Linked DNA regions of Homo sapiens: region 2 is linked to region 1. A link is an interaction called in ENCODE POLR2A ChIA-PET data of the cell type or tissue named here. Cell type or tissue: PC-9. All regions are shown on one strand.

Region 1 (4,000 bases):
GGCTTCTATGCAAGGACCAGTGTCAGCTGAGACTGGCAGAGCCCTTGTCTGGAAAGTTGTTCGGTGTTTTTGATATCACCCCTGCCTTCATAGACTTGATAATATTCTGGTTTACTCTTTCAAGAGGATCATTTGGCTTTAACCTTTAAAAACACAGATCAGACATGTCACTCCTCCTCTCAAACCTACTGATGCCTTCCAACTCACCAAATCTGAAGTGCTTCCCGTGGCTTCCAGCCCTCTCTGGCCTGTAGCACTTTGCTGGAGCCGCTGTGAGTCCTGCAATCCCCACGTGCAGAGCACACCCCTGCCCTGCAGCCTTTCTGTGCACGGACTGTTCCTCTGCCAGAAGCACTCCTCCCTCTGGAACACAGGGCGGCTCGCTCACTCACTCCAGCCTCAGCCCAGAGGGCACCTTCTCCAAGAGCTCAACCCTGGCCCCTTGGCCAAAAGTCAGACTCCGTATTCCCAAGTCCCTTATCATGCTTTATGTATTTCATCATAGCATGACTTATGTATATATGTCTATGTGCCTGGACTATAGCAGGCCCTCAGCAAATATTTGTGGAATGAATAACTAAATGAACTAAAACATCCTGTAATGGGTATATATATATATATATATATTTTTTTTTTTTGAGACAGAGTCTTACTCTGTTACCAGGCTAGAGTGGAGTGGCACGAACTCGGCTCACTGCCACCTCTGCCTCCCGGGTTCAAGTGATTCTCCTGCCTCAGCCTCCTGAGTAGCTTGGACTACAGGTGCACACCACCAAACCTAGCTAATTTTTGTATTTTTAGTAGAGATGGGGTTTCACCATGCTGGTCAAGGAGGGTCTCGATCTCTTGACCTCGTGATCCACCCACCTCAGCCTCCCAAAGTGCTAGGATTACAGGCATGAGCCACCGGGCCCAGCCCGGTATAATTCTTTTAGTTCAGCATCCAGAGGACTGAAGACCAATGTGAGAACATTTTCTCATCATTCATATAACCAAGTACAGGAACTGGGCAGTATTTGATTTTCCTTGATTTTTGAGCTATCATCATCGGTGCGTATATGGATGGCTCTCTTCCATTTTCAACTGATCCTCCCACCTTGGCCTCTCAAAGTGCTGGGTTACAGGTGTGAGCCACTGCACCTGGCCTACCCTGCATTTTGATTTTACAATGCTCTTGTTTCCTCTTTTCATGCCTAGTAGTTTTATCATGCATACTTGTTGGCCGGCAGTATGTTCTCCATTATGCTTTTCAGAAGACAAAGTAGTGGAGTACATGGCTTTTAATTAGAATAGATTTTTCCCTAACTTAATTTTATGTTTTAGTTTTAAAACTATTTTTGTTCTTTTGGTTTTCTTTTTCTTTGTTTTCTTTCCCCAGCTGTTTAATATGAAAGCATCTGTGGTTTCCACATTTGCGAAGATGTTAACATCACTGAGTTATCTTTGTGTGTACATGGACGCCTATATATCTTTTTTTCTGTGCTATTTAAAACTAAGTTATTGGTTGGGCATAGTGGTTTATACCTGTACTCCTAGGACTTTGGGAGGCTGTGGTGGGAGGGTCACTTGAGCCCAGGAGTTAGAGCCCAACCGGGGCAATCTAGCAAGACTCTACCTCTACAAAAAATTTAAAATAATAGCAGTAGTCCCAGCAACTTGGGAGGCTGAGGTGGGAGGATCACTTGAGCTCCGGAGGTTGAAGTTGCAGTGAACCATGACTGTGCACTGTGCTCTAGCCTGGATGGCAGGCTGAGAACTTGTCTCTGAAAATAAATAAATAAATAAATAAAACGAAGGTGTAGACATTATGATACTTCGCTTGCATCCAAAAATACATTCTTCAATATAACCAGAATACTGATATCATTCATAAGAAAACAATGGTAATTTCAAAGTCTAATACAGAGTTCTTATTCAGATTTCCCCAGTTGCCACAAGAATATCTGTTATAACTGTTTTGATTTACTTTTTAAAACCAGGATTGAATCTTGGTTTACACGTTGCATTTGGTTGTGTCCCTTTGATCTTTCATTCCAGAATAATGCATGCTACCTAAAAAAAAAAAAAAAATCTCAGGAGTTGACTAAAGAGTCCAGAAAATTTGTCTTAGATAATATCCCATATTCTGGATTTGCATGCCTGTTTATCCCTGGTGTCACTTAGCTTGTTCCTCTACTTTTGGTATATCCGGTAAACTGGAGGTAAGTTTGGCAGCAGGCTGGGTCCAGGGTCAGCGTTTTTGGCAGGTATGTTTCATAGATGATGCTGTGTGCTAGGATATGTTTTTAGAGTTTCATCTCTAAAGGCAACTGAAAGTAGACAGCTCCCAGGCCTTGTAGAGTGATTACTAATTGACTTGAACATTAAACAGGCAAGAATTATTTCTACCCGAGGAAAACCTAATGAGGAAAACATCTGGCCCCTCAGCAGAGGCTGGGAAATGCTTGTGTCTCTTCCAGGGACTAGCCAGCGCCTGGCGACGTGCAGCGCTTTGTTAACGTGCATTTTCCGACTCCATATGTTCCTGCGGTTGAGGGGAGGCGAGGCGCGGGGCAGCGCGTGGAGAGGAAGGCCTGGCCAGGCCACTTCGGTTTTGTTTGGACGGAGGATTTGGCTCTTCATTTATTTACACCATGGTGGATTGTTTTGTCTCTCACCTCCTCTCTAATCCCATATTTCATCTCTCTGGCCAACAACCGAATAATAAAGTAAATAGATAGGACAAGCTGGTGGGTCCCACAGAGCTGGAGCTGATGAGACTCGCTTGAAAATTCCCTTCCTTAGATTTTAAATTCTGTGACTCAGACTTGTGTTTAAACACACACACGCACACACACCCCTCACAGAAATGTGGGTGGGAAAGTGGAGGACTGAGGGTCATTATGTCTCTCTGTTCCCACCTAACCTAAGTGGCCATTTCTAGATGCCATTTTAAAATTGTTTCCTTCCTGTAATAAGAGCCTCTTGTACTAAAGAAAATCATCTTTCCTGAAATGTGGGTTTCTGGGGTCTGAAAAAGACACATTGTGAGTGTAAGGATGTGGAGCATCCCGGCTCTGTGTGAGGGCACAGGGATCCCCTCAGAGGAGGGGGCTTCCGCCTGGCCCTGAGCCCCCTGTGGCCTGCCCTCGGGCCATCCCTTCCTCCTCTGGACTCGATGATCCTCAGGCCCTGCTGGCTGTGATGGCCTAAAGGCTGTGGTTACTGACAACTTAGCAACCTGGGTGCGTGGATGCATGTGTGTGTGTGTGTGTGTGTGTGCTTGCGGGATGCTCTCTCTTCCAGGCAACTCTTCTCAATGACTCTATGAGGCAGGCACTCCATTACCGCAAGATGAAGATGAGGAAACTGAGGCACAGAGAGGCTGAGGGAGTTGCCTGAAGTCATATGGTGAGGAAGTGGTGGAGGTGAGATGGTAGCCACATGTCTGTCTCTAGGAACTCTCAGGGGACTCCCCTGCAGACAGACAATGCTGCATGTAGTCCAACTGATCCCTTGGCTGGCTTTACTGTGACATCTTTAAACCGTTCACCCAGCGCCCAGGTGACGTGTCTTGGGCCACTAGCCACTGTGGGTTGGGTTTTGCTGGAAGCCACCTCTGCACATTCCACTGTGAATTGCTTTCCCCACTCAGACTAGGGGCTCCATGGCTTCTGGCTGACCCTCGAGCATTGCACAGGTTGATAGGGCTGTTTGGTTCCTTGTCAGCCAGTCCAGTGAAGGGCTGGGTAACTGTAGGAGAGCCCAGCTTCCGAATCTAAATCAAGCAATACCAATCAACGAAAAACACCATGGTCTTCTGGCTTGAAAAACTTCTTGGTGAATAAGAGGCAACATTACATTTCATTTTCTGGATGTATCTTTCCACCCACCCACACCAACCCCCCAAGAAAATCTAGTTACTGCGACCCAGTAACAACCAGCAAGCTTGAGGTATGTTCAAGTTCAGACAGAGAGTGATGTGGCGATGACTGGAAACCCATGCCCAGCTCTGAAGGGG
Region 2 (4,000 bases), 220 kb after region 1:
AATGTGTTTCTCAGGGTGGAGGAACTCTCAGGCCGTACTCTTGGGTGCATTTCCCTAAGGGTGCATCCACACAGAAACTCGAGCTCCCCTTCCTTCCTTCCCAGTCAGCCCGGCCAGTCCACATGTTCCCCGGGTGAGAGTAGCTCCCTCCCAGGGTAAGCGCTTCTCTCTGAGGAGCCTCTGGTTTCTTCCTGCAACGTAAGCCAGCGTCAACCCTCAAGCTGCCAAACTGGCTTTTTCAAAAACATTTCTGTTTTCACCCGGCATGAGCTCATCGGTCGGCAATGTCCGTGTGGACTAATAGCAGGCTAGAGAGGATGTGCCCTGGGCACCCCCCGCCCTGAACCCTGTCCTTAAGTGTCAGTATCATCTTAGGAGCAGAGGCTACAAAGCCACCTTCATCTTCAGGCTGCCCCATTGTCCTGGCACGACTGTGTTTTGATAGCAGACAGCTTTGGAGGATCTCAGAATGCAAACCCAGCAAATCACTTCTGCCACTGGCACCTCGCAGCCCACGAGAAATAAGATCCAGCTCTTTGCCACAACATGAAAGGGACAAGAGAATTACTGGCAAACACGGTTTTTAAAACTCCAACCACATCACAGGAGAGCGCCCCTTGCTCTCCACCTCGATATGGTTTCCGTGCATGTTCATGGAGCGTGTTCTCTTGCCGGCTCAGTGGTTTGACAGAGCTGGGTGTTTATTTCTGTGCTCAGTGTCTGGAAACAGATGTGGGGGATCCAGCGGCCCCTGGATGGCTTTCCTTTGCTGGGGCACCCAGGCCCCAACTCTGCTCTTTGGGCGCTCATTTTGGGAGCTCCCAAACGGAAGCCCTCCCTATCCACTCTCCTTTTCACCCCAAGTGCCATTTCTGGGTCCTCTCGTTGTAAGCCCTGCCGTGCTGTTTTCCTGGCACTTCCCGTCATTCTTTAGTATCTGAGGGTTCTGATGTGTTAATTTCTCAGGAGGCACATTTTCCTCTTAAAATGTTAAAGGAAATAAACTTAGGAGTGGCTATGGTTTACTCATGATTGAGCCACAGTAACAAGTTGTTTAAAGGATGACTGTTTCAATCTGTAGCGAGCACTTGGACTCACTCACCTGCATAATTTTTTTTAATAATTTCCCGTCTAAACCTATCATGACCTGGGTTTTGCTCAGAGAAATTCCATAAAACTAACCTGGTAAATTCATGTTGTCACTCCAGTAAGCAAACTTGCTGAAGTTGACAATAAAAACAAATAGCAATGCTGGCTGAATGTTCGCCATGTACCTGGCTTGTTGACCTGTAGGATTTATTATCTCATTTCAGAGATGAGAAACTGAGGCCCAGAGAGGTTAAGTAACCTGTCCTAGGTCACCCAGCCAGAGGTGGTAATCCAGGACTGGAGGCAGAATCTTGGCTCCATGTCTCGCGCTTACCCTCAGTGCTGGATGTTGAAGTCCTCTCTCTTGTTCCATCCCAGAAAAGAGCAAAGAATAAACTTGCAATTCCACTGACAGATATGCAGATACTGTCTGGAATAGGTCAGTCTTAGAGGCCTTTTTGCACTATTTGCAATTGCTAGGCTTCCCCTGGAAAAATGAAAGTTCACGCTTGAGTGAAAATCTATAGGAACCAACACTAGAGTATACTTGATGTCACACTGGCCTGACTCAGTCCCTGAGTGGCAGCTGCTGGGGGCAGAACACACACCCCAAGCTAGACCAGTCCTGTGGTCTTTAGCAACCCAGTGCGCTGTCTGGGTCCCCAGGTGAGGATCGCCAAGCCCTTCTCTGGTGCCTAAAGGGAAGTTGATGATAGTCAGTGTAATCATCAGTGTTCTCATGTGAACACCAATCCAGCACTCACCATGGGCGGGCACTGTGGTTGCTGCTCTGTGGACACTGACTCCTTTCACTCTAACGCTGGCCCTGTGAGGTAGGAACCGTTATTATTCTTATTTTACAGATGAGGAAACTGAGGCAAGGAGTGATTCAGGGACTTACCCAAGGCCCACTTACTTAACTAGGGTTCAGCAGATGTAGTTGCCTCCTATTTAAAGGGGGCTTGGCTCATTCCTGAAGCAAAGGGGAGCTGGGGTAGCCCGAGCATCCGGAGTGGCTGCCCTGCAGTCTTTCCAGACACACCTGTCCAGGAGCAGCCTGTAAAGGCCAGTCGCTGTGCTGGCCAGAAGTAGATGCCCCCAATTCAGCTGCTGCATTACTGGGTGGCCTTGGCCAAGTCACTGGGCCGTTAGCGTCCGTGCCTGCACCTTGAAGTGGGAATGCAGTCATGGAGCTCAAAGGGTGAGACATCGGGGAGTGCGCTGGGGTTAAAGCCCTGGATCTGAGGAGGGGCCTTCTTCCTTTTTCAATCACCATCTCACTCCACTGACTCTTCCACAAGAATCCAGCCCTGGGCTATGTGTCAGGGCGGCCACTTCCTGCAGAGGCGGATGACTGGCGGTTTCAGCGCTGGGCTCAACTGGGGCCACTTGTCTGAGGGACAAAGGGGTTCTCTTCCACCCCGGCTGGAAATAGAAAAGAATCCCTGCCATTGAGTGGCTGCACACTCGCCCTGGGTAATCACCTCCCTCACCAGCAGGGCAGTCTGCTCCCTTCCGACTCTGCATCCGGCCGGCCGGGCTCTGCAGTGCAGGAGGGAAGGATTGCATCTTTGTGCTGGGGGCGCGACCCTTCTCGGCTCAGTCACTTTCCACAGCCACACTGGCCAGCCTGGCCGAGAAGGAAGAGCCTACATCTTCTCTTTCTCTTTTGTTCGAGGAGGGCAGCTCCCACTGCAGCCACCCCAGAGCCAGCTAACCTTCAGAGAGCTTCCTGGGAACACACAAGCACACACGACTGGCCACACAGCAGAGGCCACTGTGCTACAGATGGAAGATCAGATGCCAGTGTGCGTTCCTTCCCAGCACAGCTTTAAATCCGCCTGGCCTCCAAGGGGCCCTTCAAAGAGGGTGCATGTCTATGTTTTAGCCCACCACCCTGCAGCCCACTTTAGGTGTTTTGAAATAAAAGCAATCCTCACACTCAGAGACAGGCCTCGCTTTACATTTGGTGTCATGCTTTCTGAAGAGGTGCATCTGACTGTGAGGTCTACAGAGCAATGTCCTAGGACTGTGTTCTCTCCCCAACTTCCATCTTTAACAACCTGACAGTGCAAAAGAAAAGCAAGCTATGTCCGAAACAGACATCATCTTGTTATTGCAGGCCCTGGAGACGATGGATACAGGGAAGCCATTTCTTCATGCTTTTTTCATCGACCTGGAGGGCTGTATTAGAACCCTCAGATACTTTGCAGGGTGGGCAGACAAAATCCAGGGCAAGACCATCCCCACAGGTGAGCAAGGTGGATTATAGCTTCATTTGGGATCCCTTTGGGGCTATATCTTTTCATTAATCCAGAGCCCCCCCTGACTGTTTCCCTAAGGCACCATTCCCAACCCCACTCCCTCTCCAAATGGTACTGCCAATTCTTCTTCTAAGAACTTCACTTTTAAAGTTGAGGTCAAATCACTTCTCTGTATAATAGACAAGACTTGAATCTGGCACCCTTGTTGGTTTCTTTCTTGTCTTTTTACTACTTGAAGTTCCTAACCTGGACTAAGTGAGTGTGTCCTTCCCCACCATGTAACCCTCTTCCAGATGACAACGTCGTGTGCTTCACCAGGCATGAGCCCATTGGTGTCTGTGGGGCCATCACTCCAGTAAGTATGGCAGCCTTTCTCAGTAGATTCTATGTAGATCCTGCCCCACTGCCCTGTGTCCTTTGGAATCAATTTCTGGTGTGTTTTTATCTGATTGCACCAGCGTTGAACAAGCATTTTCTTCGTGGCATGGAACTCCATGCTTGGGGGCTCTTGAGATGGATTAGACCCCATTTCTGCTCTCCTAAGACCGGCTTTAGGCATGCCACAGAAAGCACTGTGGTTCCCAGCCAGAGTGGTCAGGAATGGCCAGCATTCCCAGGAAGGTGGTCTCTTAGCTGGGCCTTAAAGA

What was found. Peaks named below come from ENCODE experiments on the same cell type or tissue, not always from the same donor. Only the 100,000 strongest peaks of a DNase experiment are listed, where the experiment ranks them.
Region 2: POLR2A ChIA-PET joins it to region 1 with 5 read pairs; 4 of 35 experiments call an interaction of 5 or more read pairs at or near these places.

What each region holds. Positions count from the first base shown.
Region 1 is chr15:100,665,346-100,669,345 of GRCh38, forward strand. No RefSeq gene overlaps it. Among named protein-coding and RNA genes, the nearest start is that of ASB7, 65 kb to the left of the region's middle. In PC-9, no CTCF peak of the experiment used is centred here; no DNase peak of the experiment used is centred here.
Region 2 is chr15:100,889,299-100,893,298 of GRCh38, forward strand. It overlaps ALDH1A3 (aldehyde dehydrogenase 1 family member A3), which reads left to right. Exons shown (of 13, transcript NM_000693.4): 4 at 3,212-3,341; 5 at 3,647-3,708. It overlaps ALDH1A3-AS1 (ALDH1A3 antisense RNA 1), which reads right to left. Exons shown (of 2, transcript NR_135827.1): 2 at 3,045-4,000. Among named protein-coding and RNA genes, the nearest start is that of ALDH1A3, 11 kb to the left of the region's middle. In PC-9, no CTCF peak of the experiment used is centred here; no DNase peak of the experiment used is centred here; H3K27ac peaks cover 895 bases.